5 separate regions of the Homo sapiens genome follow, and all the other regions are linked to region 1. A link is a loop called in an ENCODE intact Hi-C map of the cell type or tissue named here. Cell type or tissue: ascending aorta. All regions are shown on one strand. Region 1 holds the start of ITGA8 (integrin subunit alpha 8). Region 2 overlaps ITGA8 (integrin subunit alpha 8). Region 3 overlaps ITGA8 (integrin subunit alpha 8). Region 4 overlaps ITGA8 (integrin subunit alpha 8). Region 5 overlaps MINDY3 (MINDY lysine 48 deubiquitinase 3).

Region 1 (5,000 bases):
CATTTAAATTATTTTCTCAGGCTCTAAAGAGAAAACACCAGAGGAAACGTAACCAGACTGAATTGTTTAAAATGTATTTTCCCTTTAATTAAATAAGAAACATCTGTCTAGGGATTTTGGAAATGAATGTAATCCATCCACACTCTGCCTGCACTAGTTTGCATTCAATGTCTAATACTTTGAAAGAAAATTCTTTCTTTCTGTAAAGAATTAAACAGCAACGCGGAGTGATGTCTGGGTCTGCAGCAGCTAAGTCCTGCCTCCCGAGCTTGGGCACTGGAAACGCTAAGGATCTCTCTTTTTCCAGATCTGTCCTTGAGAAGCAACCAAATTCTCTCCACAGTCAAAGTTAGGACATAGTTTTTGTATTTCTCCAAAACATCCACTCACCCTGAAAATGCTCATCTCAGAAAGGTAAAGAAACAGGAGTTGCCAGGATGCATCCGAACACTCAGGGTCAAAATAGTGTCCTTTCTCTAGGGTTCACTAAACGTCTTCCTTCAGTTAACTGAGAGTTGAAAAAACTGATTTCTCTAGAGACCCACATAGCCCACAATACGGACATATCAGACAAGCTAAACGAGCAGCACACCAAGACAGCGGGAAGTCGCCTCTGGGATGGCCCTGGTTCTTCCAAACCCAGGCCCACAGCTTAGAAGGACAAATCTCACTTACTGGTGGTGTCAAACGGTATCTGCCTGCACTGCGCAGACCCCTCCGCGGGCCAAGGACAGTAATAGACGGCTCCCCCTTCCACGATATCGGGCTGGCTGGTGTTGGCTTTGGGCGCCCCCACCAAGACACTCGCTCTGCAAAAGAGTTGGAGAAAGTCACTCTTTGGGCGCCACAAAACCGTGCGCATGCAATGCAGTCTCTGTAACCTCCTGCCCGGGGACACTGGGGCAGGCGTGGAGGGCATGAACGTATTTATGATGAGGACCGACTGTCAAACTTGATTTCCTCTTGGAAACGGGGGTCCGCAACCTGGTTTGCAAGAATGCAAACGGTCCTGCTTCTCTAGGTGGAGCTCTGTGGGTACAGTGAGATGAGAGAAGGGGGTGGGGTAGGAGGAAGCCAAGGACAGAGCCCAGCTGCTGGTAGCCGACAGCTCTTGCGCCCAGACGCAATGGTTACAGACTCTGCATAAACAGACCTCGCTGTGGTGGCGGTTTTAACTGGCTTGGGTCTTCTGGGTCCTGTTCTCTCCTTTGTAGGATGCGTGCGTCTTGGTACCTGGAACACCCAGGACTTGCGTGTTCTATGCAAGTGGCATGTCTCTAGCTCAAAATTCACAAGGCACATCTAGCATGGCAGGGGAGAGAAGGGGCTGGTGGCGGGGAGAGGGACGGGACCCCGGGCAGGCGGCAGGACGGGGATCCCAGGCTGCGGGGGGACTCCGCGGCAGAGCCGCTGGGACCTGACCCGGGAGCGCCTTCGTCCCCGCGCGCACCTCCCCGGGTCGGGCGACTTACGTGCGGGCGTCGGGTATGTGGAAGTCCACGGCGTAGCCGAAGTAGCTGCCCTTGGGGCCGCTGTACACTGTGAGCTTTTCCACGTCCAGGTTGAACGCCTGACAGGCGGGGGACCACAGCAACATCCCCAGCGCGGCCGCGGCGCAGCAGAGGGGCGCGATCAGCGGCGCCTGGCTTCCCCGGGGACCGCGGCTGGCCCCGGGCGACATCTCCCTCCGCCCCGGTGGGTGGCTGCTACCCAGGAGCGCGAGCCGAGGACCCCTGCGGGGCAAGGGGGGCTGGTGGAATCTGGCGGTCCCCAGCTGCCCGTGTCCCGGGTCGGTGCGCTCGGCGCACCCGTGGTGACAGTGCCCGGCGTCTGCTCCCACCCGCCCGCCCGCCCAGCCGGCTCGGGGGGCTGGCCCAGGGGCTCTAGCCCTCCTCCGGCCGCGGGCAGGGACCAGCTCTCTCGCGGCGCCTCCTCGCGGCTGGTCTAGAGCCAGGGACTCCCGGGCGGCCCAGCTGGTGGCTGGAGCGCTGGGTGCCTCTTCGGGCTGCCCGGATTTCTATTGCAGTCCCATCTCAAGGACAATCAGTTTCGTCTCTGTCACCTCAAGCTATTTATTGCTTTAGAAGCAATGCCCCAGGTGGAGCGAGAGCTTGCTCCAGTTGTGTCAAAGGCGCAGCTTGGATGGAGAATGTGAAAACCAACCCCACCACCAGGAGGGGCAAAGCAATTATCTCTTCATCACCTCTGCAGCCTGACCTCAGCGTTCACGGCTTTGCACGTCTGTGATGAGAGTTAAAGTTGAAATGCAACAACCCTCTCCTCCCCTAAGTCCACCCCACCTCCTGGCAGAGCTAACTCATATACAAGAAAGCCTCGAGGGTTTTTTTTTGTTTTTGTTGTTGGGTGTCTGTGTGTGTGTGTGTGTGTGCGCGCGCGCCTGTGTGTGTGCATGTGTGAATTTTTTGTTTTTGTTTGTTTGGTTGGTTTGCTTTGTTTTATTTATTTTTTTTTTCTTTTTAGAGATAGGGTCTCTCTCTCGCCCAAGCTGGAGTGCAATGGTGCTATCATAGATCAATGAAATCTCAAACTCCTGGGCTCGAGCGATCCTCCTGCCTCAGCCTCCTGATTAGCTGGTACTGCAGATGACACATCACACCTGGTTAATTTTCTAATTTTTTTTTGTTGACACTGAGTCTGCTCATGTGGCCTAGGCTGGTCTCGATCTCCTGGCCTCAAGCCGTCCTGCCACCTCGAGTTGACTTTTAAAATTTCTTTTCTTTCTTTGTTTCTCTTTCTTTCTCCTTCTTCTTCTTCTTCTTTTTTTTTTTTTTTTTTTTTTTAAGGAGATGGGGGTCTCACCATGTTGTTCAACATGGTCTTGAACTCCTGGACTCAAGCGATCCTCCCACCTAAGCCTCCCACAGTGCTGGGATTTCAGGGTAAGCCGCCTTGCCCAGCCCTTGAGATTTTATTTAAATCTTTCTTAAAGGCATCTTGGGCATATTAAATGACTTAGTAGTAAATCTCCATCCTGTGTAATTGTGATGAAGTTTGGCGCAGTTAAGAATGTTGGAATTTACAGTTTACTTTCTGCGGGGGTAGAAGGTGTAGTTCACAGTCTACAGGAGTTCAGATTTCGGTTCTGATCCGTGGGTGTTGTCAATCTCTTCCCATGTCTCCTGTGTCGGAGAGGACGTGAGGCTTGAGTAGGGGAGGACAGAGAAGAGAAAGGAGTATAGATCCCTTTACATAACATATGGTCATTCGTTAACATTAAACAAAACAGGTCAGCATGAAACCGGAAGGAGCCGAGGTTAAACAGATATGAAGTTTAGAGACAGAAGAGCTAAGTTTTTTCTGAAGCATGTAAGAGGATTTGGTGGCAGATGTACATTTACGTAGGATTTTGAATACGGGGCTTACATTTGGGCACTGTGGGGGGAGAAGTTGAGGGAAGGTATTAATACTTAGAAAAGACAGAGATTAAATGGTTGTGCATGGGATTGGAATAAAAGGGGTGGGTTAGGAAGTGGTGGGAAATAGGGTTGACTGGATCTTCAGGAAGAGGATCTTAATAACAATAACATTTATTGAGGCAAAGGGAGCCAGTTCTAGAGCAGAGACGGGACATACCTTCTGGGGCTCCAAAAGTTTAGGGGTGGGGAGTGGGGGGTAGTTGTTGGAAGGAAGGGAAAGCAAAGTAGGTGTTGCCTAGATGCACTGGGAGGCGAGGACCTCAAGCTGGTTAACAGAAGGGAGGGGAGGGCCACAAATGCTAAAGAAAAGGGACAGGCTGGGCACAGTGGCTCACGCCTGTAATCCCAGCACTTTGGGAGCCCGAGGCGGGAGAATCACAGGGTCAGGAGTTGAGACCAGCCTGACCAACATGGTGAAACTCCGTCTCTACTAAAAAAAAAAAAAAAAAAAAAAAAAAAAAGCTGGGTGTGGTTGCATGTGCCTGTAATCCCAGCTACTCAGGTACTCAGGAGGCTGAGGGAGGAGAATCCCTTGAACCCAGGAAGCGGAGCTTGCAGTCAGCCGAGATTGCAGTCAGCCGAGACTGCACCACTGCACTCCAGTCTGGGCAACAGAGCGAGACTCCATCTCAAAAAAAATTCAAGGTGTCTCAAGGTATTAACCTAGAAAAGAAGAATAGCGAACGGTAGCAGTGGGCTAGGACAGCAGATTGGGGAAGTAGAAGGTGAGTTAGGTGCTGGGCTCACTGATTTGAGTTACTAGCCTGCGATTAGCAATGTAGATGGCAGTTTCGGGAGTGGTCAGTCTGTCCATTGATTTGAGGGTCTATCCAGAGAAAAAAATCTCTGAACTTACTGAAAAGCTGGACTTCTTGTCTCCCTTACATCAGAACCCACTCAGTAGACTGATCTGAATGTTATATCTTTACTTGTCATGCCCCTGTAAAAATAATACAAATAAATAAGCTATCAAAAATTTCCCTGGCAAATTGTCACGTCTGGATAATTTCCTGAGTATTCCTTTCCCAGGTAAAGACTTAGGAGTAGATGGTAGAAGACTTGCTTCTCATTTTAAAAGTTCATTTGCTTTGAACGCAGAGTCTGCTACTCTGATCAAGTTACTATTGTTCATCAAAGTGGTGTTCCCTTCAGTAATTTTCAATGAGGAATTCATGGGCAGCATACAAATAGGAATGCTGACAACTGTGTTGGACACTGAGGTTAGAAAAATAACCTCAACTCAATCATTTCCTGACACTGGCATGCTGAAATTTGGAAATCTGTCCTATTGCAAGCTAGCCTGAGATGGATGAGAACCATCTAAATAGGCAGAAGGTGATAGAATGATCCTAGACATGCACCTGACCTGTGTGCTGACTTACTAGGTGGAACTAGCTATATATTACACAATGCTTTGATTTGCATAGAGAAGCACATCACCAGGGTATCCCATGTTGTACCCACTTGCTTACTTCCTTGGCATATTTCTTAAACTTTTTAGTCTTTTTGTTCAAAAATAGAGTGAGAGGCTGGGCATGGTGGCTCATGCCTGTAATCCCAGCA
Region 2 (5,000 bases), 190 kb before region 1:
GTAGTTTCAGTTTTTAATAAAGACATTTCAGCTGGGCGCAGTGGCTTATGCCTGTAATCCCAGCACTTTCGGAGGCTGAGGCGGGCGGATCACAAGTTCAGGAGTTCGAGATCAGCCTGGCCAACATGGTGAAACCCTGTCTCTATGAAAAATACAAAAATTAGCTGGGCGTGGTGGCAGGCACCTGTAGTCCTAGCTACTCGGGAGGCTGAGGCAGAAGAATTGCTTGAACCTCGGAGGCAACGGTTGCAGTGAGCTGAGATCGTGCCCCTGCACTCCAACCTGGGCGACAGAGCGAGACTCTCAAAAAAAAAAAAAAAAAAAAAAGACATTTCATTCAGTTGAAGCTCAGAGTAGACTTTTTTATTCCCTTCTAGGTCAAAATGAAGGTTCTTTGCATAGCAAGAAAAAATGACTGTCCAAAGCCATGCGGCTGCTCCGTAGCCTACTATCCCTAAGAAAGAATTTCTTCCCTTCTTACTTGACTAACCATGCTGTTTAAAATGAAAGAATCAGTACGATTTCATTGTAATGATAACTGCTATCTGAATTCCTCTGAATAAAATGTCTTCATTTAAAAATGGTATTAGTCCTGCCCTGTAATTTTCTGGGGTAGACATTTATATTGAAAGTTCAAAAACCAGATCAAAAGGCACTAGGAAATTACCAGACCAATGTAAGAAATTGGTGAGCTGAAGAGGAAAATTTTTCTCAAGTCAATGTAAACACTAAAGCCTAGCACAAGCTAGACAGTGATTAAAACAATTATTTCAATTAAATTATTTGTGCCTATATATATTTAAAGATACTCACTACTATGCTTCCTTCTGGGAGTTTTGCTGGCTGATCTGTATAAGGCATCTTCTTAACTTCAAAGGACACCAGGGATGCAAGAGCATAGGGATCATTTTTTCTCTGAAAGTAAAAGTATTTATTTAAATATATTTCATATAAAGTTTTTAAGAGTTATACTGGCAGCCACCTAATTATTTTTGGTGTTTTGCATTTCAAGGCAAAATTTCCTCCTTCCTTTTTAATTTTCTCTCTTTTAACTTTTTTTTCCTCCCACCCAAGCATTCATCCATCCACCCACACATCCATGCATCCATGCATCCATCCATCTAAGCGTCGAAGCGTGAATCCATCTATCCAAGCATCCATCTATCCAAGCATCCATCTATCCATCCATTTATCTTCTTCCTATTTCTAAGGAGAATTTATCTCATTAATAAAAGACTGTGTATAATAAGGTTAAAATAAAAACAGAAAATCAGAGTCCTAAAAAGGAGCAAGCAAAGAATTTATATAGTTACTGCTAGTGAAGGACAAAGGAGAAACATAATGGGTGACAAAATTCTTATCAGATGGACGGAAATATTTTAGGAGAGAAACTGGCAGTAAGTTATAAAGAAATGTATTGGCTGGGCGCAGTGGCTCATGCCTGTAATCCCAGCACTTTGGGAGGCCGAGGCCGGTGGATCCCCTGAGGTCAGGAGTTTGAGACCATCCTGGCCAACATGGTGAAACCCTGTCTCTACTAAAAACCAGAAAAAAAAAAAATAGCTTGGCATAGTGGCAAGCGCCTGTAATCCCAGCTATTCAGGAGGATGAGGCAGCAGAATCGCTTGAACCTGGGGGGCGCAGGTTGCAGTGAGCTGAGAGCACGCCACTGCGCTCCGACCTGGGCAACAGGATCAAAACTCTGTCTCAAAAAGAAAAAAAAATCGTAGTATATTTCACAGATTACACAAGACTCACAACAGGGTTTCTTGGCCTAAGCACTGTCAGCATTCTGAGTTAGGGTGGGGGTGGGGGGGCCTGTCCTCTGCATTGTAGGATGTTTGGCCAGCATCCCTGGCCCCTGGCTAGATGCTAATAGCACCCTCCCTCAGTTGTGACAATCAAAGATGCCGGCCGGGCGTGGTGGAATCCCAGCACTTTCGGAGGCCAAGGTGGGCAGATCACCAGGTTAGGAGTTCAAGACCAGCCTGACCAGGATGGTGAAACCCTGTCTCTACTAAAAATACAAAAAATTAGCTGGGCATGGTGGCGGGTCCCTATAATCCCAGCTACTCAGGAGGCTGAGGCGGGAGAGTTGCTTGAACCTGGGAGGCGGAGGTTGCAGTGAGCCGAGATCGTGCCACTGCCCTCCAGCCTGCGCAACCGAGTGAGACTCCCTCTCAAAAAAAAAAAAAAAAAAAAAAAAAAAAGCCTCTAGTTACAGCCAGTTGTCCCCAGGGGAACAAAATCACCCCAGTTAAGAACCACTGACCTAGAGCCAAACAGTGTTTTTAACAGAGCTTCTCAGTGAAAGCTCTGTTTGTTTAATAGGGTCTCATATTAACTGTTGATAAAAGTCAATGTTAAAATATTTAAGAGTGACTCAGGAAGGCTGCTTGGAGAACTGAAGCTTCTGTGGCTCTCTTTTGTTGGATACAATGGTTCGATCTACCCAGTGCTGGGTCCTAACTGGCTCATCATGGCTCTTGAGACCCAAGTGTTAATCATTTCAAGACTTTTGGGTGCCGGTTGTTAAACAGAGCCATTATTACAACTTAAATTATATAAATGTAAACTTAAGTAAATTATATTTCTAAAAAAAAGGTAATAAATACTCAAAACCTCATGCTTGCTATTTTATTACATTTGACTATTATCTGTGCTCAGGATGTGATTTATGTCTACTGTATCTGTAAGAGGAAACACTACATAATGGTGTGGGACCTGGCATCTCTTCCCAGCTCTGTATTCCGTGACGATCATGGTGGTGGCTTGAAATCAGTGGCAAATGTTACGGATCGGGGCTCTTTTTCCTTCCCAGAAAGTAGTTAGTAAAAATCTACCAGTACATCACTGTCTATAATCCAATGTTGGGCCTCATGAGTCCAATAATTTTCCTTAAATATTTTTTACAAAGTTCTTTTTCCCCTGTGGCAGAATTTTTTTCTCCATTAGATAAACGCTTTTTTCCTCTACATGGTAAGGGCAGGACATAGTATGTAACTTTTATATACTTAAAGTTACAATATCTTTGAATGTTTCTTTCTACTCCTACCCTCCAGAATAAACAACTCTACTCATTTGGGAAAATTCCTTTTTGGATGTTATTCTAATGATCTCTTCTCTCTTAGCATTTCCATTTTAACTAAAAGTCGGAGTTTTGTTTGTTTGAGAAGGGTTTTTATACAATTCGGAAACTTTTGCTCATAAAATCATGTGTGTACCTGGTGATTTCAATCTAATTTCCTTGCTATCCTCACTGATAGAAACAAGAGAAACTCTAGTAATGAGATCTTGTGGGTAAGGATTATAATTATATTCTCAAATGCGTTTCCATGCTCCCAAACCTCCAATGAAGAAGTTTTCTTTTATCTCCAAGTTCAATAAAAAATTGATAGAAAATATTACTGTTCTTGAAGTCATGTCTTTGATAAATAGTTTGAAAACTGCATCTCTGCATCAAAATCTTTCTAGATGGAACGCTTTTCTCTTACAGATTCTGCATTTATAAATGCGAAAGTTTCCTAATGCATCATAGACAGCATTTGAACTCTAGGATGTAGAATGTGGATTAATATGTTTCTCTAAGGGAACTTTCTTTCACTTCCTTCCTTTGCCCTTCCTGCTGTTGGCTGCAGTTTGATTTCTCATATTTTCCATTCATCACATCACCAATCTTTTTTTTTTTGAGACAGAGTCTCATTCTGTTGCCCAGGCTAGAGTGCAATGGTGTGATCTCGGCTCACTGCAACCTCCACCTCCCGGGTTCAAGTGATTCTCCTGCCTCAGCCTCCCAAGTAGCTGGGACTACAGGCAAGTACCACCATGCTTGGCTAATTTTTGTATTTTTTTTAGTAGAGTCAGGGTATCTCCATGTTGGCCAGGCTGGTCTTGAACTCCTGACCTCAAGTGATCCTCCTGCCTCAGCCTCCCAAAGTGCTGGCATCACAGGCGTGTGCCACCATGCCCAGCCTCATCACCAATCTTGACTGCCGTTTCTGGTGGTTGCTGAACTTCAGACATATCTGAGATCAGTCTCAGAGATTCTGATTCAGTGAGACTGAGATGAGACTGTATCTGACATATTTTTTGGAAGGTTCACATTGTTGTTTAATTTTTAATTTTTCTCTATTACTTTTCTCCCCAACTATATGATACAAAGATGCAAGGCATATTCCTTGGAATATAATGTCTATATCTTCTACAGAACCTAGAACAATGTGCACAGGAGAGCTTGCTTAATCAATACTGGATCTCTGACCACATGAATGAAGGGTGAATGAACACATCTAATGCTTTGGTCATTTGACGACCCTCCCACTCCATGTACCATCCATTTGATGGCAATTATGAAAGATCTTTCCATTATTGAATTGGACACCCTTTCCTTTCTCCCTTTAATTAGAGTAAGCAATTCAGGAAGTTGTAAAAGGTGATAGTGATATAAGATGAGGGCTACAGTTCCTTTGAAGGGGATATTGATAAGCTCTCACCTCCTCAATCTAATTGGTGTGTGCCTGGACGTAGCCTGGGGTGCTAGCAAATAATAGTGAGAGGTGACAGCATGCTGGCAGCCCTCACAGCCCTGGCTCGCTCTCGGCGCCTCCTCTGCCTGGGCTCCAACTTTGGCGGCACTTGAGGAGCCCTTCAGCCCGCGGCTGCACTGTGGGAGCCCCTTCCTGGGCTGGCCGAGGCCGGAGCCGGCTCCCTCAGCTTGCCGGGAGGTGTGGAGGGAGAGGCACGGGGGGAGAGGCGCAGGCGGGAACCTGGGCTGCGTGCGGTGCTTGCGGGCCAGTGTGAGTTCCGCGGGTGAGTGTGGGCTATGAGGGGCTTAGCACCCGGGCCAGCGGCTGCGGTAGGTGTGCTGGGTCCCCCAGCAGTGCCGGCCCACCGGTGCTGTGCTGGATTTCTCCCTGGGCCTTAGCTGCCTCCCCCAGGGGCAGGGCTCGGGACCTGCAGCCCGCCATGCCTGAGCCTCCCCCCACCCTCCGTGGGCTCCT
Region 3 (5,000 bases), 140 kb before region 1:
TAGGACACAAAGAACACAAAACATTAAAAAATCAACTGGATTTCATCAAACTTTTGCTTCTTGAACATCACTATTAAGGAAATATAAAACCAAACTATAGACTGGGAGAAAATAATCGCGGGACACATATTTGGTAAATGGCTTTGTATACAGAATTTATAAAGAACTTCTACAACTCGATAATAAGGAGACAGAAAACCCAGTAATAAATGGGTAGAAGATTTGAAGGGATACTTCACCAAAAATGAGATATTGATGGCAAATAAGCACTGAAAAGATGCCCAATGTAACTGGTCATTAAGCAAATGAAAACTAAAAACTCAGTGGAACACTATAGGCTTACTAGAATGACTAAATACAAACCAACATAAAGCACATGCTGGCAAAAATGGTGCATGACTGCAACTCTCATGCATGGTTGGTGGGAATGAAGAATGGAAACAGTATAGCCTTTCTGGAAAACAGTTGCACAGTTTCTTATAAACATACACATATCATACAACTCGGTAATTCCATTTGTGAAAACAAATGTTCCAACAAAGACCTGCACATGAATACTTATAGCAGCTTTATTCTTCATAGCTCAAACTGGAGACAATTCAAATGTTCACCAATGAGTGAATGGATGAACAATTCACTGGACATCCATCCATACAATGGAATACTTCTCAGCAGTAAAAAGAAACCATCATAGCAAAGACTTGGAACCAACTGAAATGCCCATCCAGATAGACTGGATAAAGAAAATGTGGCACATATACAATGTGGAATACTATGCAGCCATAAAAAAGGATGAGTTCATGTCTTTTGCAGGGACATGGATGAAACTGGAAACCATCATTCTCAGCAAACTAACACAGGAACAGAAAACCAAACACCACATGTTCTCACTCATAAGTGGGAGTTGAACAATGAGAGCACGTGGACAACAGGGAGGGGAACATCACACAGCGGGGCCTACTGGGGGATGGGGGGCTAGGGAAGGGATAGCATTAGGAGAAATACCTAATGTAGATGATGGGTTGATGAGTGCAGCAAACCATCATGGCACTTGTATACCTATGTAACAAACCTGCACGTTCTGCACAGGTACCCCAGAACTTAAAGTATAATAATAAAAAAGTATATATATAAAAAGAAACTGTCTACTGATACATTCAAGAACACAGATGTTTCTCAAGTGCGTTAGGTTAGGTGGAAGAAGCCAGCACCATTCCCAATGACTTGCATAACATTATAGATCATTCCGGAAAAAGGCAAAACTATAGTGACAGAAAATAGGCCAAGCTTGCCAGGGTCTCGGGGTGGGGAAGGGTTGGCTATAAAGTAGTCCAAAATAACTATGTGGAGTGATGGTACTGTTCTATATTGTATGTTCTTTTGATGTCATAACTTCTTCAACTGGACACCTAAAAAGGATGAATTTTACTTTATGTAATTTACATTCCAATAAATCTGACTTTTCAAAAACCCCACAAACTCCATAAACTGTTGAAAGATATTGGTAATCTTTGTAACTGATAAAGGATTAGTGACTAAACTCTAGAATAGAAAAGAATTTCTATACACTAATGAAAAAAAGTCAACTCTTTTAGTAGCACTATGTGTAAAAAAGGCTGGGTGTGATGGCTCATGCCTGTAATCCCAGCACTTTGGGAGACCAAGGCAGGTGGATCACCTGAGGTACAGAGTTCGAGACCAGCCTGGCCAACATGGTGAAACCCCTTCTCTATTAAAAATACAAAAATTAGCTGGGCATGGTAGCAGGTGCCTGTAATCTCAGCCACTTGGGAGGCTGAGGTAGGAGAATCACTCGAACCCTGGAGGGAGAGGTTGCAGTGAGCTGAGATCATGCCACTGCACTCCAGCCTGGGTGATGCAGCGAGACTGTCAAGAAAAAGAAAAGAAAAGAAAAGAAAAGAAATATGTGCAAAAAATTGAACAAGAATTTCTCTGCACAGGAAGAATAAAGAGTCAACAAAGATTAAAAAGCTGCTGAATCTCATTTAGGAATCAGGGGACCGCAAGTTAAACCTTCAGTAAGGTACCATTTCTTGTCCACCAGACTGGCTCAAAAACCAGATCATGTTGAGAGTTAGCTGATAGTGTGGGATAACAGAAACTTCACCCACTTCTCACAGGAGTGTAATTTGGCATAAGTATTTTGAAAAAGAGTTTGATATTATGTAGTAAAGTTAAATAGAGCATACTCTCTGATCCTGAATTTCCACTTCTAAGTATATCCTCTGCTGACATTCTTCCCCCTGTGTACTGGAAGATATGTACAAAAAACAATTGCAAAAAGGAAAATAATAAAAGCCCTGCATTTTCATCCAGAGTAGAATAGATAAATAAATTATGGTATATTTTGGCCGAGCATGGTGGCTAAGGCCTGTAATAATCCTAGCACTTTGGGAGGCTGAGGTAGGCAGATTCACCTGAGGTCAGGAGTTTGAGACCAGCCTGGCCAACATGGTGAAACCCTGTCTCTACTAAAAATACAAAAATTAGCCGGGCGTGGTGCATGCCTGTAATCCCAGCTACTGAGGAGGCTGAGGCCCGAGAATCACTTGAACCCAGGAGGTGGAGGTTGCAGTGAGCCGAGATCAGCCTGGGTGACAGAGTGAGACCCAGTCTCAAAGTAAAATAAGATAAACGATGGTATAGTTTTACAGTGTAACACTCAGGCAGTTGACATGAGTGAATTACAGGCACGTGCACTAAAATGAATCTCAAAAACATTGGTTTGAATGGAAAAAAATTAGAAACATACATAAAATACGATTTTATGTAGATAAGTTTCAAAAAACTATATCCCAGGCAGGATAGCATGATCATTTCTGAGCATGAGCTCTGGAGACAGTTGCCTATATTTACATTCTGGCATTTTCTAGTTTAACCTTCAACTCCTTGTGCCGCAATTCCCTCACCTGTACAAGGAGGATACTAGTTCATTTATAAGATGGGCTAACTTGGAGTAGCACCCAGAAGGGAACAGTGTATGTTAGACATTGCTATTATTCTCTAATCCGCTAGGGGGCGCCCCAGCGGCACCAGGACAGCAGGGCAGGACCCATGGCAGCACTGGCTCTGCCTGCTGAAATACCAGCTGTCATCATCGAAGCTTGTAAACCACCGTGGAAAAGGAAGGAAACCAGCATTCTGGAACCCCAGTGACAACTTGGTCCAAAATACCAGTTGACATTTTTAGCCAAATCCATGATTGTTCTGAAAAACCAGAATCATCAGAAAAAAATCAATGAAGTCCAATTTCATGCAAGATAAGAACTACACACAACCCATTTCTGATTTCTTTTTCCCCCAGGCATGGATTTTGCAGCTGGTAGTCATTTCCTTGACCCTTTTCCCCCGTCTCTCAGTTGATTGCTTATTGGCACCTTCCTTAAAGAATAGGACCAAAGAAAAAAGATGTAAAATATAGATCCAATCGACCCTTGCATCTGAGAGTTAGTCATTTATTAAACTCCAGATGTGGTGTGGTAAGGCTAAAAAGTCATTACGCTAAAATAATTATTGGAGAATTGAGATTTTTTTTCAGGGAATCACATGGTTGTCTATTTTATCTGGCTTCTTATCAGCTGGTTTTTATAGTTTGATTACTGCACTGTCAATTTGGGGAATAAAGTGATTTTTTTTTTTTTTTTTTTTTTTTTTGAGATGGAGTTTCACTCTTGTCACCCAGGCTGGAGTGCAATGGCACGATCTTGGCTCACTGCAACCTCTGCCTCCCGGGTTCAAGTGATTCTCCTGCCTCAGCCTCCTGAGTAGCTGGGATTACAGGTACCCACAACCACGCCTGGCTAATTTTTGTATTTTTAGGAGAGACAGGGTTTCACGATGTTGGCTAGGCTGGTCTCAAACTCCTGACCTCAGGTGATCTGCTCACTTTGGCCTCCCAAAGTGCTGGGAGTATAGGCATGAGCCACCGCGCCTGGCATAAAGTGATTTCTTGTTTTGATATTCTTGGAGTTAATTGTTATTTAGGGTTTACTCTGCTTTCCAATGGAAGGCTAATAACGATCAGTAGAAAAGAGTGAAAATTAATATCCAAAATGAACTGTGATCTCTAATGCATCAGGAAAATTCCACATCATTTTCACTAGTATTTTATCTTAACTCTACATACAGAAGGATATTGTACTATGCATTGCTTACTACTTACCCTCTTATTTCCACCTGCGCTACAGCAGTGATGTTGATTTGCAGGCTCACAAAATTGCTGTCTGGATTGTCCTTGTTGGAACTAAAACACAAGGACATGTGATTTAAATCTATCTGCTCAGGAGTATTATTACAATATATGATCATAAAAAACATTCTACATATCACAGGAGAACACACGTTACTAACCTGATCATTCAGGATACAAGTGTATTCATTCTCCAAAATCGTAACCATTTGTACAGAGAAATGCTAAGATCTTTTATGATCAATAGTAATGTAACAACTGTCTATGAAGAGACACTTTATCTGGAAATACAATAGATATCTAAAGAAACTAACACTTTTTTTTTTTTTTTGAGACGGAGTCTCCCTCTGTTGCGAGGCTGGAGTACAGTAGCCCAATATCAGCTCACTGCAACCTCTGCCTCCCCAATTCAAGTGATTCTCCTGCCTCAGCCTCCCAAGTAGCTGAGACTACAGGCGTGTGCCACCACACCCAGCTAATTTTTGTGTTTTTAGTAAAGACGGGGTTTCACCATGTTGGCCAGGATGGTCTCTATCTCTTGACCTCATGATCTGCCCACCTCAGCCTCCCAAAGTGCTGGGATTACAGGCGTGAGCCACCCCGCCCAGCCAAAACTAACACTTTTTTAAATGGCTAAACCAAAAATGTATTGAACTGAGCTCATTTTGCAGCTTCTACCTTTGACAAATTCCTTAACATCTCTGCGCATATCATGTTCATTGCCCATTAAATAGGAAGTAACAACACAGCCAACTCCTGATTTTCCTTGCTAATAAAGAGAAGAACTGGC
Region 4 (5,000 bases), 72 kb before region 1:
AGATCAATTATACTAAATTTAGGATTGAAACAAATTATGTTACAGATTTTTCTCTGTGTTGCATTGTAATCTTGTGAGATTTGAAATAAAAATTTTCAGAAAGGTGAGAAGGGAAATTTCCATGTAATATTTATATTAGTCAAAATGTATAAACGTAAAGCTGCCTTGAGATTTGTGATAGTTTATTAAAAATCAGTAATAATAACTGCACCCACACACACCATACTGAATACTTTAAAACAGGCATGGTCTCCTTTATGCAGTGGTGACGACACATAAATGACTTCCACGCTTTGGTTTAAATTACCATTGTATCCATCTTGGTTCAGGTCTCCTAAGTGTGCCATAGCACTACCGAATCTCCCAAACGTCTCGGTGCCAGTGAGGATCTGGGGGTCTCTGAAGAGGAGAGAGCTCACTTGCAAATACAGGTAGATTTGCCCTACTTCTCTGGGGTTGCTCTCAAATTCACGTTCCATAAAGAGAGGTGCCCCAACCAGGACATCATCCAGTCTGTAAGGAACAAAGAAAGCAGCTCAGCACGCTAGCAGAGAGTAGAGTCACTTTGGGTTATTTGTAATCAACTAGACTAGTAAATTTCCATTGGTATTTTTCCTTTTCTGAGGGTTATTTTACAATCATCAGATTGCTTTCGCTGCTTTGTTATATCTATGGAATCGAATGCTGTAAGAAAATAAGAGCTGTTAAATTATCACACTGAACATTTTAGCTATGTTAAAAATGCTACTTTAAGGAAACCACAGATATTTTACCATTTTCAGCTTCTTAGTGCATTTCCAGAAACTGTACTTGCACAAAGCAAACATATCAAGAAAGAACAAAATAGCTTTTTGTAAAAATAGATTAGAGTTTGTCTGCAATTAATATGACTATACATTTAAATTATTCAGTTTTTTTTTTTTTTTTTTTTTTTTGAGACGGAGTCTCGCTCTGTCGCCCAGGCCGGACTGCGGACTGCAGTGGCGCAATCTCGGCTCACTGCAAGCTCCGCTTCCCGGGTTCACGCCATTCTCCTGCCTCAGCCTCCCGAGTAGCTGGGACTACAGGCGCCCGCCACCGCGCCCGGCTAATTTTTTGTATTTTTAGTAGAGACGGGGTTTCACCTTGTTAGCCAGGATGGTCTCGATCTCCTGACCTCATGATCCACCCGCCTCGGCCTCCCAAAGTGCTGGGATTACAGGCGTGAGCCACCGCGCCCGGCCAATTATTCAGTTTTTAATGCAGTAATGTTTAAAATCAATTTTGTCCTTCCCTTTCCTTTTGTTAGCTCAATTTAAATAAAACAGAGATTAGAGAGGTATATCAAGCTGGCTAGAAAGGTAGCAAACAACTTTTCAGCCCAAATAAAAATTTGAATTCTTTGGATACATAGATTATAGCAAAAAACTAATATGTAATTTTTAAGGTTAAAAAATTTTCAAGAGATATTCAAGCAAATTATTTAGAGATAAAGATATAACCACCTGGAGAAAAAATAAAAAAGTGGTTACAGGTATTTCCTTCACAGAGCCAGATGGGCAGGAAGAGGACTAGAATGGGAAACTTCACTATAAGCCTTCTAAGTGATTTGATTTTTTAAAAAGGTATAATGTATAATTTCTGTTTTAAAATTTTACAAGTCACACCAACCAAAAATATATAATTTGATCTAAATTAATGGCCTCTATTAAAGTTTGTCTGCAGATACAGTGTCTTGGCAAATGCAATAATCTCAAGAGTGACCTGGGGCAGGAACATATATTTGCATTTGACTTTTATGCCTATGTAGATTAGGCAATATGCTGAAGTTTGCCAAGCAAACCGATTAAAATATTATTAATATAATTGAGTTATAATATTCATGTATATGAATGATATATAATAATGTATATTAATACATTAATGTATGAAATATATAAATTGAGTATATTATAAATATAAAGGTCAAGAAACAATACTATATTAATATACAATATATTAATATACAAAAATTAAGATATATCAATAACAATAACATAAAATCAATAATATGTATAAAAATATATCTTACTAACAGATTCCATATCAAGTGGCTCATACACATCTTTGATATAGTTTATATCAAAAGTCAGGGATGAGGTGGGAACAGTTACTGAGAACAAGAAACTTTCTTCAAGATCTGAGCAGTCTACAAGACACTCCAACATCACTCTAACCTACCCTCTCTCCAATTTCTGGCCTGCCTTGTGGTGTTTATCTATTGTCTTCAGTCTGAATCAAAAGATATCCTGTGTACTTCCTATGTTTAAGGTACTTTGATAAGTGGCTTTAATGCAATGATGACTATTAGGTCAACCAATTCATTCCCTAATAACTTACAAATGAGGTTAAATGACTACTCATATTACTATAAACATGGCAGATGGGGAAAAATAATATGAGACAATGAAATTAACGCTGGGTATCCTGGACCAGGGAGAGGCTGGGTGCTTGGAGGGAACTAAGGAAGGTTCCATGGAGGAGATGGCATTAGACCTGGGTGGGATCCCAAGGTGGGCTCTCCAGGTGTAGGTGTTGTGAGCCAAACCAAGTGTCCCTGAGTAGAGTGAGGGTAGAGTGAGTGTCTAGACATGCTTGGTGCTAGGGGCATTCCAACTAATTTATTGTAAAAGTAAAATGTACAAAGAATTCTTAAAAATTAACCCCATGAGGAAAAAATATGTAACAATAACATATATCATTATTATATATTATATACTATATATTGTTACAATCAATATTACATGTACATGATATACAATAAGAAAATAAGCCAATTAAAAATTGGGCAAGGCCAGTCACAGTGGCTCATGCCTGTGATCCCAGCACTTTGGGAGGCCGAGGTGGTCAGATCATGAGGTCAGGAGTTCGAGACCAGCCTGGCCAATATGGTGAAACGCCTGTCTCTACTAAAAATACAAAAATTAGCTGGGCATGGTGGTGGGTGACTGTACCCAGTGACTCTGGAGGCTGAGGCAGGAGAATCGCTTGAACCCGGGAGGCAGAGGTTGCAGTGGGCCGAGATCGCACCACTAGATGGCAGAGTGAGACTCCGTCTCAAAAAAAAAAAAAAAAAATTGGGCAAAGATTTGAATGGACACCTCATCAAAAAAGATAGATGGCAAGCAAGCTTATCAGAAGACACTCAATATAATATGTCGTTAGGAATTGCAAATTAAAACCACAATGAGATACCACTACACATCTCTTAGAATGGCTAAAATCCAAAATGCTGATGGTACCAAACATTGGCAAGGATGTAGAACAACTCTAATTAATTGCTAATGGGAATACAAAATGATACAGCCATTTTGGAAGACAGTCTAGCAGTTTCTTACAATGCTAAACATAGGCTTACCACACAATCACAAAATTACACTCCTTGGCAGTTACTCAAATGCATTTAAAACAGATATACATACAAAAATATGCACAAAAATGTGCATAGAATAATTGCCCAAACTTGGAAGCAACCAAGATACTCTTCAATAGGTGACTGGATAAGCAAATCATGGTACATCATATAATAATATTCAGCAATGAAAAGAAATGGGCTATCAAGCCATCAAAAGACATGGAGGAACCTCAAATATACATTGCTCAGTTAAAGAAGCCAATCTGAAAAGGCTACCTGCTGTATGATTCCAACTGCATGACACTCTGGAAAAGACACAACTCTGAAGGCAGCAAAAAAAATCACACACCTGGGTTCATGTTTTAGGCAACCTAACAGTGTGCATAAGTTACTATGCTTTTAATGTGTCCCTCAAATTTCATGTATTAGACAATTAATCTTCAGATGCATATATTAATGGCATTTGGAGGTAAAACTTTTAGTAGGTAATTAGGATTAGATAAGGCCATCAAGGTGGAGCCCCAAAATGGGACTTGTGGATTTATAAGAAGAGGAATGGAATACAGAGCTGGAATGTTCTTGCCCCCCTCAACATGTGATGCCTGGCACCACCTCAGGACTTTGCAGAGGGTCCCCACCAGCAAGAAGGCCCTCATCAGATGCGGCCCCTTGACCTTGGACTTCCAGCCTCCAGAAGTATAAGAAATAAATTTCTTTTCTTTGCAAATCATCCAGTCTCCGGTATTCAATTATAGCAACAAAAAACAGGCTAAGCCATGTATTGCTTTAACATAGAAACTTTTCTGTTTCTTTTTTTTTCCCAGTAGTACACTTCCATGCTAATGCTCATGACTAATATTCAGAATTTAGTTATTTATTAAAAGAATACAGATTAGTGGACTATATAGTAAATATCAAATCAACCTAATTGATAGGCAAGAGCTAACATCACTTCAATTACATTACAGAAATTAATCTACAACCTCTTTATGGTTTAATTTTTTAGAGTTTTCTACTAATTGAATCATAATGATATATCCTGTATGAATGAACATACTTGGGCTAAATCTAGCATAAAAATATAGCTCCCTAAGCTGTTTCCTTTCAATTGGATTTTTCTGTAAATTATTCTCAAGTTAACCACTAAGAATCTGTTTAAATTTGGCTCCTTTTGGTCCTGCAGAGGTTAGAAACAATGGTAGTGCAGAAAGTATCCAATGGATTAAATTGTAATTCAGTGAATTTCTGAAGTAGTATAACTACTATAACACTCAAAAGCCGTAAGAAAAAAAAAACATATTTGCTTGTTTAGGCACGAGATGAAAAATACCATCTCCATTTGTTGTTAACAGGTTTGTTCAGAAATTCCTAACAAAGCTTACATTGACGGAGTTTGTAGTACTGGAAGTCTTGAGATAACGAAACTGAAGATAATTTCCCCAGCTTGTTTATATTTTCAAAACTGTCACAGGCTTGACAGTATTAACCATCAACCAGCATGCACACAACTGTTAAGTCTAAATGTTTGCAGTCCACTCAATCGTACTTGGAGATTTTTCTTAACAGAAAAATATCAGGGAAAATTTCCACCAGTTAACTTATCTGGTCACTTATTGACAGTTTTTTT
Region 5 (5,000 bases), 100 kb after region 1:
ACTTGATATTCAATGTTAACTTTTTAAATGAGAGAATTTACTCCCTGAAATCCATGCCATTGTTGACAAAAATACAAGAAGAAAAAGAGACTCAATACCTATGTAAAAGGGCTAACTTGAATTGACTTTGATTTTGAAAAACAAATGGATATGCTAATCACTGGTAAAATTTATCATTAGGTAGCAGTGACTCCACTTGCCTAATACTTAAAACATGGACATTTAATGCCATCCCTCTTTCCTATAAACACAGGCTGTGTGCTTCAGACTGGGGAAATAAAGAAGAATAGAAAATGATCTCTGCCTTAGAAAGGCTATGACTTTACCAAAGACGACAGATGAAAAAAACATATGTGGTCTCTCTGTACACACACACACACGGAGTGGTATGAGAGTATCTGCCTACAGTGTTAGGGAAGGCTTATAAAAGTGATAACAGGGAGTTGAATCTTGAAGCGTATTACAGTTCTCCAGGCCAAAAAGAGGATGACAAGAAAATTCAAAGCAGAAGAAACAACAAACAGGTATGAAAAATCGATGCATTTAAGGAATGAAGAATTTGGCAAAGTTTCCTTAAATGTTTCTGGTCTGGGGGGACATGATAAATAGTGATTAACACAAAGAATTAAGAAGTAAGTTCTGGACTCGTGTGAAGAGGTAACATGAGTTTGGTTTTAGCTAAGCTGGGATTGAGGTACCTTTACGTGCTCTAGCTAGAGAGGGATAAATAGCCGGAAGTAAGGCTCAGGAATACAGGAGAGAAACGTCAGGGTTGGAGATAAAGATTTGGGAATCATCAGCATAGAGATGAGAGTTAAAGTTATGGAAGTGGGTAAGTCAGAACAGACACAACGCAGGGAATAAAAATGTGATAATAATAAAGTCTTTTCATAAACGATACCCTTCAGCTAACATACATTAATATAATAATATATTTGGGTCCATAATATATCTAAAAAGCATTTCTTTCTGGGTAAAAATTATGTTCACTGTAAACATAATGCATATATAATTTTGCATCCTTTTTACCATCTGGTCATGTTTTGTCCATTTTTCCATTAGGATATATTTTCTTATCAATGAATGTAGTAAGAATATTAACTCTGTTATTTTTGTGGCCAACATTTTACTGTGTAGCCTTAACTACAACATCTAGATGGTGTAAGGCAAGAGCTGACAGTTTAACTTTCTGGATTGGTAAATCCAAAATTAATAGAAGGTGCATATACATACAGTTTATACTTTGTCACTAGCTTCTTACAGGCACAGATCAGGTAGAGCAATGGTTCTTCAATTGTGGTTTAGGATTCCTCAGGGACCACAAGACCCTCTTAGAGACTACGTGAGATCAACATGATTTTCATAATATGATGTTAATTACCTTTTTACACTTACTCTCTCATAAGCACAGAGTTTTACAGAGGTTGATCTGTTATATTGTATCAGACTAAATTTATAAGCATATATGAAGATCCGGCTGTCTACTAATAAGCCAAGCATTAAAGGGATTTGCAAAAATTTAAAACAACGTCACTCTCCTTAATTTTTGTTAAGTTTATTAAAAATGTTATTTATGTTAATATTAATGAGTATATTTTGTTTTTTTCTAAATTATGTTTTATTTCTACAAATTTAGGAGGTAAAAGTGAAATTTCTTTAAACACATATACTACATAATGATCAAGCCAGGGTATGAAGAGTATCCACTGCTCAAGTACAATGCAATTTTCTTAAGCATAGTGATCTTACTCTGCTATCAAATATTGAATTTACTCCATGTTACAGTATGTTTGTACTCTAACCCACTCCCCTCATGCTTCTCCCACCGCCTGCCACTGACCCTTCCCAGTCTCTGTTATCTATCATTCCACTCTCTACCTCCATGTGATCAAATTTGTTTAGATCCCACATATAAGTAAGAGCGTGTGATTTTGTCTTTTTCTTCCTGGCTTATTTCACTTAAGATTATGACCTCCAGTTCCATTCACGTATACTGCAAATAACAGGATTTCATTCTTTGTTATTGTTTATAGAATTCCAGTTTCTTTATCCATTGACCTGTTGATGGACACTTAGGTTGATTCCCTAGCTTTGCTACTGTGAATGGTGCTGCAATTAGCATGCACGTGCAGGTATCCCTTTGATATACTGATTTCTTTGTCTTTGGGTAGATACTGAGTAGTGGGATTGCTGGATCTGGTAATCCTATTTTTAGTTTTTTGAGAAATCTCCATACTGTTTTCCATAGTGGCTGTACAAGTTTATATTCCCACCAACAGCATATAGGAGTTCTCTTTTCTCTATCTTCGCCACACTTTTGTTGTTTTTTAACAGCCATTCTGACTGGGGTAAGATGACATCTCATTGTGGTTTTGATTTGTAGTTCTCTCATGATCAGTGATGTTGAACATTTTTTCATATACCTGTTATTTTAAAGTGAATTAATACGTATTTAAAAATTTCTCAATCTTTAACATGAAAAACATTGATTATTTGCTTTGGGATCATCCGTAAGAGTGTAAAGGGCATGAGATTAAAAGGTTTTAGAATCTTCAGGTTAAAGCAAAACAAGGGAGAGGAGAAGAACAGCCCAAATAGGTATAAATGGATACTTCATATCTTCGCAAACTTTTCTCTCCCTTTCCTTCTTAAATGTAAGCAACACTAAATGTTTTCATGTAAAAAAGAATACATACATTGGGAAACAGTTTCACAATTTAATTTCTAAAATCAGTTACCACCACCTAGTGTTACAATTAGATACTACATCATCTATTTCCCTGGACTTTTAAACAAATGTCTAATAATAATATCATGTTACTAAATACAGCAAACTAGTTGTTCATAATTCTTGGGTAATGAACTATTTAGATTTGATCAGTAAACACATGCTTAGACATCTAGTCTGGATGGTAATTATTTTAAAAATGTATTATGCCTGTTTTCTTAAACAGAATATATACTTAACATTTTTACCTTCTTATGATAGTTTCAAGAGCATCACACTAGGAAAATTTACTTTTATGCCAAGTTGTAATACAGTGAGGATTTAATATTCTCACATGTTACGATTTATAGAATTTATTTGTAGGAGACTTTCTCAATAAGCCTTGAAAGTGTCTATTTTCAAGTATTCCTAATCTGAAAATCTGAAATCCGAAATGTTCCAAGATCTGAAGCATTCTGAGAGCCAACATGACTCTCAAAGGAAATGTTCATTACAGCATTTTGGATTTCAGATTTTCAGATTAGGGATGCTAAACTGGTGAGGAAAAATGCAAATATTTCCAAATCTGAAAAAAATCGAAATCTTAAATGCTTCTGGTCCCAAGCATGTACTCTACATTTGCAAAAAAATTCAAATTACTTTGTGATTATATTCTTGTTTTCTTTGCCAGAATTAATTTACTATCTTTTATTATCAGAGACGGTGTCTTGCCTTCTTGCCCAGGTTGGTTTCAAACTCCTGGCCTTAAGTGATCCTCCCGCTTTGGCCTCCCAAACTGCTGAGATTAAAAGGCACAAGCCAATACACCCAGCCTAACTGATTATCTTATATAAAAGAGAATGAAACAAACCATCAAAACTCATTCAGTTTCTGACTGCATTTTTAGGAGTTCCACATATTAAGTGGAATATAACCAGACAAGCACCAGAGAAACATGACTATTTTTTGGCCTAACTATAATATCCGTTTCTGTTTATTTTATAATTGACAAATTAAAGTTGTATATATTTACCGTGTACAACATGTTTTGAAATATGTATACACTGTAGAATGGCTAAACTGAGCTAATTAACATATGCATTATTCTGTGTATGAGTCCATCATCTTTCAATTAGCTATGCATTTGACTGGCTGTAATACTGATTTCTTTTTATAAAAACAAAACAAAAACCCACAAAAAACCAAGAAACTTCTGGGTTTCTGAATTACAAGAGTTGACTCTTCTATCCCTATCCCATAAAGAAAATTATAAAATAAAAATAATCATCAAATAAGCATACAAAAATAAATAAACAATATGGACAAAAATAATGTACAAATACTGAAGAATTCCTTTAAGATAAAAAAGAGACCATGACAAAATTAATCTACAGAAAATCAAAATCAAAGAAAACTTTAGCTCAACATACATGGAATAGTACGAAATGAAGATGGATGGCAGGTAGAGAGGAGAAAGACCACAAAAGGATCTGAGAACCTTAGAAGGAGTTTGGATTTTATTTTAAGTGCGTAGGGAAGCCAGCCATCGAATGGTTTTAAGGGAGAGAGAAACATGATCTCACTGAGTTTGAAAAATATCACACTAGCCCCTGTGAAAGAGTGGGCAAGAATGCATTTAATTTGATTAGTTCTACTGCAGCTTATTTCTGTTCTATTGGAGAAGCAAAAGATGGTTTCAAAAACTGGGGTAGAATCAAGTATATGGATTCAGGACCATATAATCTATATAAAACACTGAATATTTTTCACTAAAGAATGTACAAAACAATCTAGTTGGGAAGATAATATGTAAAGATATAATTTCCTCAAAATAACCTACAAATATAATGTAACCAATCCAAATCTTCAAAGATTTCTTAAAACTGGAACTTGAAGAGCTGGGAGGAAAGTTCAACTGGAATAGATAATGTAGAAAAGACTATGACAATTTTGTAAAAGTATAACATCAGGAAACATGCTAATGAATATCAAAGTATATTATAAAACTATGTAATTGTGAAGTTTTGCATAAGAAGTCACAAAAAGATCAGTGGAATAGAATAAAAACATGTAAATATGGAAAAATGTGTTCAACAAAAAACGTATTTCCTATCTGTGGAGAACTGACTGGAATTAGGACATTAGATAATTCTTTGAGAAAAAGTCAAAAGGCAGATCCCAAACTCATACCATTCATAAATACAAAATCCAGATAGACTAAAGAGCCAAACATTAAAAAACAAAAAGCCCACAAAAGCATTTTTGGAAAATACTAGAGAATATTATCTTGGGG

What was found. Hi-C counts contacts between places; a loop is a spot of excess contacts. Peaks named below come from ENCODE experiments on the same cell type or tissue, not always from the same donor. Only the 100,000 strongest peaks of a DNase experiment are listed, where the experiment ranks them.
Region 2: it touches region 1 in a loop (2.9-fold over the local background); 2 of 110 quality-filtered maps call a loop at or near these places.
Region 3: it touches region 1 in a loop (4-fold over the local background); 57 of 110 quality-filtered maps call a loop at or near these places.
Region 4: it touches region 1 in a loop (2.0-fold over the local background); 9 of 110 quality-filtered maps call a loop at or near these places.
Region 5: a loop joins it to region 1, with 8 times the contacts of the local background. A loop is called at or near these places in 36 of 110 quality-filtered maps.

The regions. Positions count from the first base shown.
Region 1 is chr10:15,718,091-15,723,090 of GRCh38, forward strand. ITGA8 (integrin subunit alpha 8) reads right to left here and starts at 1,832. Exons shown (of 30, transcript NM_003638.3): 1 at 1,473-1,832; 2 at 676-809. The coding sequence starts at 1,681. In ascending aorta, CTCF peaks have their summits at 1,969 (motif pointing left) and 2,171; DNase peaks (open chromatin) are centred at 867 and 1,931; H3K4me3 peaks cover 2,750 bases; H3K27ac peaks cover 5,000 bases.
Region 2 is chr10:15,530,237-15,535,236 of GRCh38, forward strand. ITGA8 (integrin subunit alpha 8) reads right to left here. Exons shown (of 30, transcript NM_003638.3): 28 at 814-915. Among named protein-coding and RNA genes, the nearest start is that of FAM171A1, 160 kb to the left of the region's middle. In ascending aorta, no CTCF peak of the experiment used is centred here; no DNase peak of the experiment used is centred here; H3K4me3 peaks cover 510 bases; H3K27ac peaks cover 4,628 bases.
Region 3 is chr10:15,582,401-15,587,400 of GRCh38, forward strand. ITGA8 (integrin subunit alpha 8) reads right to left here. Exons shown (of 30, transcript NM_003638.3): 23 at 4,184-4,264. Among named protein-coding and RNA genes, the nearest start is that of ITGA8, 140 kb to the right of the region's middle. RefSeq lists a silencer at 2,941-2,990. In ascending aorta, a CTCF peak has its summit at 3,037 (motif pointing right); a DNase peak (open chromatin) is centred at 3,061.
Region 4 is chr10:15,646,539-15,651,538 of GRCh38, forward strand. ITGA8 (integrin subunit alpha 8) reads right to left here. Exons shown (of 30, transcript NM_003638.3): 12 at 308-513. Among named protein-coding and RNA genes, the nearest start is that of ITGA8, 71 kb to the right of the region's middle. In ascending aorta, CTCF peaks have their summits at 3,027 (motif pointing right) and 3,232; no DNase peak of the experiment used is centred here; H3K27ac peaks cover 667 bases.
Region 5 is chr10:15,821,970-15,826,969 of GRCh38, forward strand. The region is part of intron 8 of MINDY3 (MINDY lysine 48 deubiquitinase 3); the gene reads right to left. The region is part of intron 2 of LOC124902383 (a long non-coding RNA gene); the gene reads left to right. Among named protein-coding and RNA genes, the nearest start is that of MINDY3, 36 kb to the right of the region's middle. In ascending aorta, a CTCF peak has its summit at 2,756 (motif pointing left); no DNase peak of the experiment used is centred here; H3K27ac peaks cover 731 bases.